Regions from separate parts of the Homo sapiens genome. Here region 2 is linked to region 1. A link is an interaction called in ENCODE POLR2A ChIA-PET data of the cell type or tissue named here. Cell type or tissue: GM12878. All regions are shown on one strand. Links, peaks and the distances in the headings refer to the core of each region. The heading gives the core; the rest is flanking DNA.

Region 1 (4,246 bases), core at 247-4,246:
AAGTCACTCCCGCTTTCTCCATCCAGAACTTCCCAGGAGTTTCCAGTGACCAGAGCACATCATCCTGGGAAACCTGACCGTGGAGCTCAGTGGCAAAAAAAAAAACTCATGTGAAGTCTCCTACTATGTCTTAAAAATTGGTCAGGCAGCCGGGCGCGGTGGCTCCCGCCTATAATCCCAGCACTTTGGGAGGCCAAGGCAGGCGGATCACCTGAGGTCAGGAGCTCAAGACCAGCCTGGCCAACATGGTGAAACCCCGTTTCTACTAAAAATACAAAAATTAGCCAGGCATGGTGGCAGGGGCCTGTAATCCCAGCTACTTGGAAGGCTGAGGCAGGAGAATCGCTTGAACCCGGGAGGCAGAGGTTGCAGTGAGCCGAGATCGCGCCACTGCACTCTAGCCTGGGCAACAGAGTGAGGCTCTGTCTCACAATAAAAAACAAACACACAAAAAATTGGTCAGGCGTGGTGGCTCATGCCTGCAATCCCAGCACTGTGGGAGGCCAGGGCAGGCAGATCACTTGAATGTCCAGGAGTCTGAGACCAGCCCAGGCAACATGGTGAAACCCCATCTCTACAAAAAGTACAGAAATTAGCTGGGTGTGGTGGTACATGCCTGTAGCCTCAGCTACTGAGGGGGCTGAGGTAGGAGGATCGCTTAAGTCCAGGAGGTGGAGGCTACAGTGAACTGAGATCATGCTGCTGCACTCTGGCCTGGGTGAGAGAGCAAGATCCTTCTCAATTAAAAAATAATAATAATTAAAAAAAAAAAACTGAAGTAGAGCTAGGCACAGCAGCTCAAGCCTGTAATCCCAGCGCTTCTAGAGGCTGAGGCAGGAGGCTCACTTGAGCCAAAAGTTTAAGACCAGCCTCGGCACCACACTGAGACCCCCATCTCTACAAAAAAAGTTTTTTAATTAGCCAGGTGTGGCATGGTGGCACACACCTGTAGTCCCAGCTACTCGTGAGACTGAGATGGGAGGATCACTCGAACCCAGGAGTTGGAGGCTGCAGTGAGCTACGATTGCACTACTGCACTCCAGTCTGGGTAACAGAGCAAGACGCTGTCTCCAAAAAAAAAAAAAAATTAAGTAGATTTTGCATTCTGCTGTCTTCTCCCTATTATGTCTTTGTTGTTTTTTTTTCAATTTAAGAGTATTTTAAAATCATATTTGTTCATCATAACTGTCTCCTGAGAGCCAGGTTTCCGCCTTGTCTTCCCATGGCTCCACCCTCACTGCGCCTTCCTACAGCACAAATATGGCACAGCTGCAGAGAGTGCTCTGGCCACCCCCACACAGCAGATACTTTGGAAAGTGACTTGTTTTGACCATTCTTTCAAGCTAACAAACAGGTTGTTCTGATGCTGAGCTACACTTAAAAAACAACAAAAAAAGGGGGGGCAGTGGGAAAACGAGAGCCTGTCTGGCTGCTCCTTACGGCGGACAAGCAGTGAAAAGGTACTGGCTTTTCTGAGTGCCCTTCCCAACCCTTCCACCCTCAGCAGGCAGAAGGTGCTGGAGCACCGGGCCAGGAACACTCACAAGGGGGCACTTTTTTCTGTGCTTCAAGCTCCAGATGCCAGAACGCGGTTTCCTTCCTACCTGTAGAAAGGTTTAGGCAATCCCCAACTCCAGGGATCAAGAAATAGCAGCCTTCTCCCAAGACTCACTTTTCCCAATTTTTGTGTTTTGTTCAGTGGTAGATCCCCAGCACATGGTGGGCTCTGGAAGCATGTTAAGACATGAATGCATTCCTTCGAGGTGCCTTATCGTCAATGGACAACCATAAAACACTTCAGAGGAGACCACATAACCACCAGAAAGAACGAAATAACTGCCAGTGCTGCCATTTGGCCACACCCTAAACGTGGCTGGAATGTAAGTCTACACATCTGGGGGCACAAGCTTTGGAAAAGCAGTCAAGAGGGCGCCTGCCATAGGGCCTGAAAGGAGATCCGAGGCATAGCTCAGAGTCCTCCCATATTTATTTCTGCTCACTCGATACGCACCTCTCCCTTGTCAACCTGGTACAACATGTTTATTTAAGAGATAATGTTGCGGTGGAGGAGTGCACAAGGCAATAAACAGCTTTTGCAGGCAATTAAATGCAGAAGTGAAATTGAGCTGCTGGTCAGCGGAACCAGCCATTCATTGTGAGTTTGTTCCAGTGTCACAAATGTTATTCCTGTTTCACAACAGGACAGGAATCTATGATTGGGCCACAAATCTCCTACACAGGCTGAGGCAGACCAGAAGCAATTAAAAGCAGCTCTCAGCAGGCAGGGCATTTACACAAAAGAGCCTTAAGATTCTGGAATGCCGAGCTAGGAGACTGCTCTATTTTTTAAGGAGGTTTGGCACTTAGTAGGTGCTCAGTAATTATTCGTGGCTTGCTTGTTTTTATAGGGAGGCTTGCAGGAAGTCTCAACTGTACAATAAAAATTCGAAACCCTTTCTACTCATCTCTAAGAATTCCTTCTAGCTTTAAAAAGTTATGACGATCTCCACTAGAGTCAGTTTTTTTTTTCTAGGAATCAAAAAGGAGTTGTTGGTTTTAATACAAATTGTTTTCTTGTTTCTTTTTTAAAATATTGATTTTTTTTGAAGAAAGATTTGAATCTTTCTTGATTCTGATATAAATCAGAAAGGAGTTATCCTACAGGATACAAAAATCAACATACAAAAATTAGTTAGCATTTCTATACATGACTAGTGAACCATCTGAAAAAGAAATCAAGAAAACAATCCCATTTACAATAGTTAAAAAAATACATGTAATCAAAGAGGTGAAAGATTTCTTTACTGAAAACTATAAAACACTGATGAGAGAAACCGAAGACAGATAAATGAAAAGATATTCCATGTTCATGGGCTGTAAGAATTAATATGGCTAAAATGTCCACACTACCCAAATTTGTATCACAATCTAAAAAGAAAAAGAGAGTTTACATCCTACTAGGCAGGATAGCTAATAAAAAGATGACTCCATCTGGTTAAGTTAGGAGGAGAGTCCGGCCTTAGCAACACAGTCAAGAAAGTAGTTGAAGACCCAACCTCACATTCTGGCCTCAAGGTTGAGCCATTTTCACACCAAGAAAATCAGTCAGGAGAGAACAGCACAGGTGCTCTCCAAGTGCAGCGGTGGGGCACCTTCTACAAAGAAGACAGAAAAGCAGGGCAGCAACCAAAGAAGAGCCCCCGACTCTGCCCTCTCCTAGGAAGCTGCCACCAAGAGGGGCAAGGCATTGTCCAAAGAGCAGAGTGAGAGAGCCTTCCAGGAACAGCAGAAAAAGCGAAGTGAGGAAAAGACTGCCATCCAGATCTCTGTTCCTGACACTTCTGCTACCTCTCTGGGCCAGGCACGGTGACTCATGCCTGTAATCCCAGCACTTTGGGAGGCCGAGTGGGCGGATCACTTGAGGCCAGGAGTTTGAGAACAGCCTGGACAACATGGTGAAACCCCATGTCCACTAAAAATACAAAAATTAGCCGGGCGTGGTGGCACATGCCTGTAATCCCAGCTACTTGGGAGGCTGAGGCACAGGAATCACTTGAACCTGGGAGGTGGAGGTTGCAGTGAGCCAAGATCACGCCACTGCACGCCAGCCTGAATGACAGAGTGAGGCCCTGTCTCAAAAAAAGAAAAACAACAATAACAAAAGAAAAAAGAAAAACGACTCTGGTTAAAAAGTGAGCCATCCAGTTTCTCTCCCTTCAACATTAGCTAAAGGTATTATTTGTAGATTTTTACTATTTAATTTTAATACTTCTTTATAACATCTATGTCTTAACGCATTTTGCACCATTATCATTTTTACCTATACTTTATGTTTTCTATTTCCTAAGGGCATCAAATTCTTCCCCAAAGATACAGAAATCAATCCATACACATTCATACTTGGTCCATATTCGCATGTCAGTCTTTTGATAATAGTTAACATATGTATTTTTATACCCTATCTTGCTACAAAGGGGATCTGAGGTAGCTAACGAAAATACATATGAACAAACAGTCAAGAACTCAATAGATTTTTTAGGCCGGGCGCGGTGGCTCTCAGGAGACAGTTATAATGAACAAACATGATTTTAAAACATTCTTAAATTGGAAAAAACCAACAACGACATAATAGGGAGAAGATAGTAGAATGCAAAATCTACTTAATTTTGTTTTTTTTTTTTGGAGACAGTGTCTTGCTCTGTTACCCAGGCTGGAGTCCAGTAGTGTAATCATAGCTCACTGCAGC
Region 2 (4,520 bases), core at 272-4,271, 170 kb after region 1:
GAGGCTGAGGCAGGTAGATTACTTGAGGTCAGGAGTTTGAGACCAGCCTGGCCAACATGGTGAAACTCCATCTCTACAAAAATACAAAAATTAGCTGGGCATGGTGGTGAGTGCCTGTAATCCAGAGCTGCTCGGGAGGCTGAGGTAGGAGAATCACTTGAACCCGGGAGGCAGAGGTTGCAGTGAGCCAAGATCGTCCCACTGCACTCCAGCCTGGGCGGCAGAGCGAGACTCTAATAAAAAAAAAAAAATTTCCTTGGATTTGCCATTTTTTCTATAGTGAATATGGGTTAACTGTGTTCAAAATCACTTTTAAAAATGAAAAATTATTTCACTTAATTGTCTAAAAGTTTTATCCTAAGGATGTACAAAAAGACACAGAAGGCTATTGTTTCCATGTTTAAAACAGTAAAAAGAGGCAGACAGTCTGCTTGTAAGAAACAACCATATAAGCACTGGTATATTTATACAGAGGAATTCTATATGGCCATTACAAATCTTGATATAGGAGAATATTAACATAGATGAGCATGATGTGTATTAAAAATAGGTCATACAATAATACGGAGAAAATAAACCTACTTTGGTAAATAATTTTTTATTTTAATTGAGAGAGTGTCTTGTCTTGTGCTGTTGCCCAGGCTGGAGTGCAGTGGAGCAATCCTGGCTCACTGCAACCTCTGCCTTCTTGGTTCAAGAGATTCTTGTGCCTCAGCCTCCCGAGTAGCTGGGATTATGGGCACCTGCCACCATGCCTGGCTAATTTTTGTATTGTTAGTAGAGACGGGGTTTTACCATGTTGGCCAGGCTGGTCTTGAACTTGTGACCTCAGGAAATCTGCCCGCCTTGACCTCCCAAAGCGTTGGGATTATAGGCATGAGCCACCACGCCTGGCCTTATTTTTAATTTTTGTCTCCGTTCAAGTTTTCTTCTTTCGAGACAGAGTCTTACTCTGTTGCTAGGCTACAGTGCAGTGGTGCGATCTTGGCTCACTGCAACCTGCGCCTTCCCGGTTTAAGCGATTCTCCTGCCTCAGCCTCCCGAGTAGCTGGGGCTACAGGCAAGTGCCACCATGCCTAGCTAATTTTTGTATTTTTAGTAGAGACTCGGTTTCACCATGTTGGCCAGGTTGGACTCGAACTCCTGACCTCAGGTGATCCACCCGCCTCAGCCTCCCAAAGTGCTGGGGTTAGAGGCGTGAGCAACCGTGCCTGGCCTCTCAGTTCAAGTTTAACGGAAACTAGAAAAGATCAATGGGCTTATTCCCTCTAATGATACATCACACAAATCAGCGGCCTGCCCCACAACACAGCTCAGGCCATTCCCACCAAGAGAAGAAAGGCTGGCCTCTCCACCCCTTGTAGGAAAGGCCTGCCCTAGCACACCAGAATTGATCTGAATCTGAAGTCTTTTGTTTGACTCATGGGAAAAAAAAATACAAAAGAGGTTTTGTTCTCATTGCTGCCTACTGGCATTAGTAAATAATTATATTTACATATGTATGTATTAGAAAAATCATGGAAGGATATACAGGAAACCCATTTAACACTGCTTTGCTAAGGCTAAAGAGTCACAGGCTACTATAACTTTTTTCTTTTTGTCTCTAGTATTTCCTAAATTATACTTTATAAATTACTAACAAAAATTAAACATTTAAATCTACTCACAATGTCAGGTGATCACAACTTTATCCCTTTCAAAGTAAAGCTCTGAAATCTCTTAGATTCTTAGAAGAAAAGCAGCTTAAGTGTTGATTGTATTTTGAGGCAATATGAAGAAAAAGAACGAATAACAAGCCCTAAAACTGCTCTGAGTTCTATTCTTCATAAGAATCACCTGTGACATTGGCTAAAATGCAGATTCCCAGGAACATGCTGCCAGGAGATCATTCTGCAGTTCTGGGATGGGGGCCAAGTGATGGCATTTCTGACATTCCCCACCACCTACAAGAATCACTGATGCAGGTGGTCTACTTTGACTGGTTTAAAACAATGACGCTATAGTAAAAGAGTGAGAGCTGGCAAAAAATTCAATGTAAGGCATTAGAGATCATCTAAATTTTTTTTTTTTTTTTTTTGAGACAGAGTCTTGCTCTGTCACCCAGGCTGGAGTGAGGGCTGTGGCGTGATCTCAGTTCACTGCAACCTCCGCCTCCCGGGTTCAAGCGATTCTCCTGCCTCAGCCTCCCAAGTAGCTGGGGCTACAGGTGTGCACAACCATGCCTGGCTAATTTTTGTATTTTTAGTAGAGACTGAGTTTTACCATGTTGGTTAGCCTGGCCTCAAACTCCTGACCTCAAGGGATATCACCTAATTTTTAATTCCAGACTTCCAGCTAAGGATTCTGAAGGCCAGCTAGGTTCAGGACTTGCCCCAGGCCACAGAGCTGAACGAGAACTCACATTTCCTAATTCGGTGAACAGTCCCCTGTCCCCAAATCAACAGCACAATGCTTTCTCCTTTAGCTGTGGGACATGGGGGCTACCTGGACGATTCCTTTACAACTCCAACTTCCTCCTCAACACACATACACACAATACTGAATTCAGCGGTCCAAACAACGTTTCACACTATGTGACTTGATGTCCCCTAACTGCAAATATGAAATGCCTAATGTGCCTTTGACTTATTTTAAGCAAAGTAGATAAAGCAGGGCATTTATCTTCATTTTTCCTTCTCCAAGTCCATTCATCATTACTTAGAAAATATTGCAGCGGCCTCCAAAAAGTCTCACTAGTTAATCACTGAATGCCAGAACACTCTTGTTTTTTTTGAGATTGAGTCTCGCTCTGTCGCCCAGCCTGGAATGCAGTGGCGCGATCTCTGCTCACTGCAACCTCCACCTCCCGGGTTCAAGTGATTCTCCTGCTTCAGCCTCCTGAGTAGCTGGGATTACAAGTGCCCGCCACCACGCCCAGCTGTTTTTTGTATTTTTAGTAGAGACGGGATTTTACTATGTTGGCTAGGCTGGTCACGAACTCCTGACCTCAAGTGATCCACCTACCTACCTCGGCCTCCCAAAGTTCTGGGATTACAGGTGTGAGCCACCGTGCCTGGCCGCCAGAACACTCTTTGTAGAGAAATGCTTGTACGAAGCATTTTCCTCTTCAATAACCAACAATGACTTTTTAAATGCAAATACATGATAGTTTTGACTATTATTGAAACCATAAAACAGATACAAAAGTAGATAATAGTTTAATAAACTCCTGTCTTCCCATTACTAGCTTCAACAATGATTAGAAAACATCTGGTTTCCCTGATAACTCCCTCTGCCCACTCACACTGGATTATTTTGAAGCAACAGCTAGAGATTCAATCATTTTCATCCATAAATATTTCAGTATATGTCCCTAAAAGAACTCTAAAAAATGCAAACCATTGAGGCTAAAACTATCAAATCTTAAAAAAAGATAAGTATGATTATCACATAATCCAGTCAGTATTCAAATTTCTCCAATAGTCTTTTTTTTTGATATGGCATCTCACTCTGTCACCCAGGCTGGAGTGCAGTGGCGTGATCTCTGCTCACCGCAACCTGTCTCCCAGGCTTAATCAATCCTCCCACCTCAGCCCCCCAAATAGCTGGGACCACAGACGTACAAAACCACGCCTGGCTTCTTTTTTTTTTTTTTTCGTATTTTTAATAGAGATGGGTTTCACTATGTTGCCCAGGCTAGTCTCGAACTGCTGGGTTCAAGCTATCCACCCACCTTGGCCTCTGAAAGTACTGGAATTACAGGCATGAGCTACTGTGCCCAATCTCCAATAGTCTCTAAAAAATTTCTTTAATAGGGTGTTTGCATCAGAATTCCAGTCATGTATTTCCATTGGTTGCTATTATTTTAAAGTCTTTTAATCCATAGGTTCTCTTTGTTTAAATACAACTTAAAATTTTTAAAAAATTCAAACACAATTTATAGACAATAAAATGCACAGAATGAATTACAGACAGGGTCTCACACTGTCACCCAGGCTAGAGTGCAATGGAATGTGATCATAGCTAACTGTAGCCTTGAACTCCTGGGCTCAAGCAATCCTCCCACCTTGGCCTTTGGAGTAGCTAGGACACAGGACCCAGGTGCTTGTGATCATGCCCCACGAAAATGCACTGATTTTAAGTGTAAGTCGGATGGAATTTGGTAGATGTATACGCCTGTGTAACCACCTCTGTAACAGAGATACAGAACATTTCTAACAACCTGGTAAGCCTTTCCTCCCACCCCTTCCAGATAGTGTCACCCAGGAATACCAGGTGCTATAATTTTTCTCACCACAGCTTACTTTTGTAAACTAGGGCTTTTTAAAGCTTCTCCAATCAAGGTCCACCTCCTCCTGCAGGCATCCAAGGGTCAAGGTGGAAGGTTTCATCTTGCCTGCGGGAACTTTACCTCTCAGCTACTCCTCCACTCTGTCCATTCTGTTCAGAGTGGTCCTGTGACTTAATTACTCCAACTCTGTGAGTAGGGAGTAATTAGATCATCCTACAGGTCTGGAAATTCGCCATCCTTCACCAGCTGA

What was found. ChIA-PET counts read pairs that join two places held together with the same protein. Peaks named below come from ENCODE experiments on the same cell type or tissue, not always from the same donor. Only the 100,000 strongest peaks of a DNase experiment are listed, where the experiment ranks them.
Region 2: POLR2A ChIA-PET joins it to region 1 with 5 read pairs; 3 of 35 experiments call an interaction of 5 or more read pairs at or near these places.

Annotation. Positions count from the first base shown.
Region 1 is chr9:897,528-901,773 of GRCh38, reverse strand. The region is part of intron 3 of DMRT1 (doublesex and mab-3 related transcription factor 1); the gene reads right to left. Among named protein-coding and RNA genes, the nearest start is that of DMRT1, 58 kb to the right of the region's middle. In GM12878, for the core only: no CTCF peak of the experiment used is centred there; a DNase peak (open chromatin) is centred at 2,073.
Region 2 is chr9:723,054-727,573 of GRCh38, reverse strand. The region is part of intron 3 of KANK1 (KN motif and ankyrin repeat domains 1); the gene reads right to left. Among named protein-coding and RNA genes, the nearest start is that of KANK1-AS1, 40 kb to the right of the region's middle. In GM12878, for the core only: no CTCF peak of the experiment used is centred there; no DNase peak of the experiment used is centred there.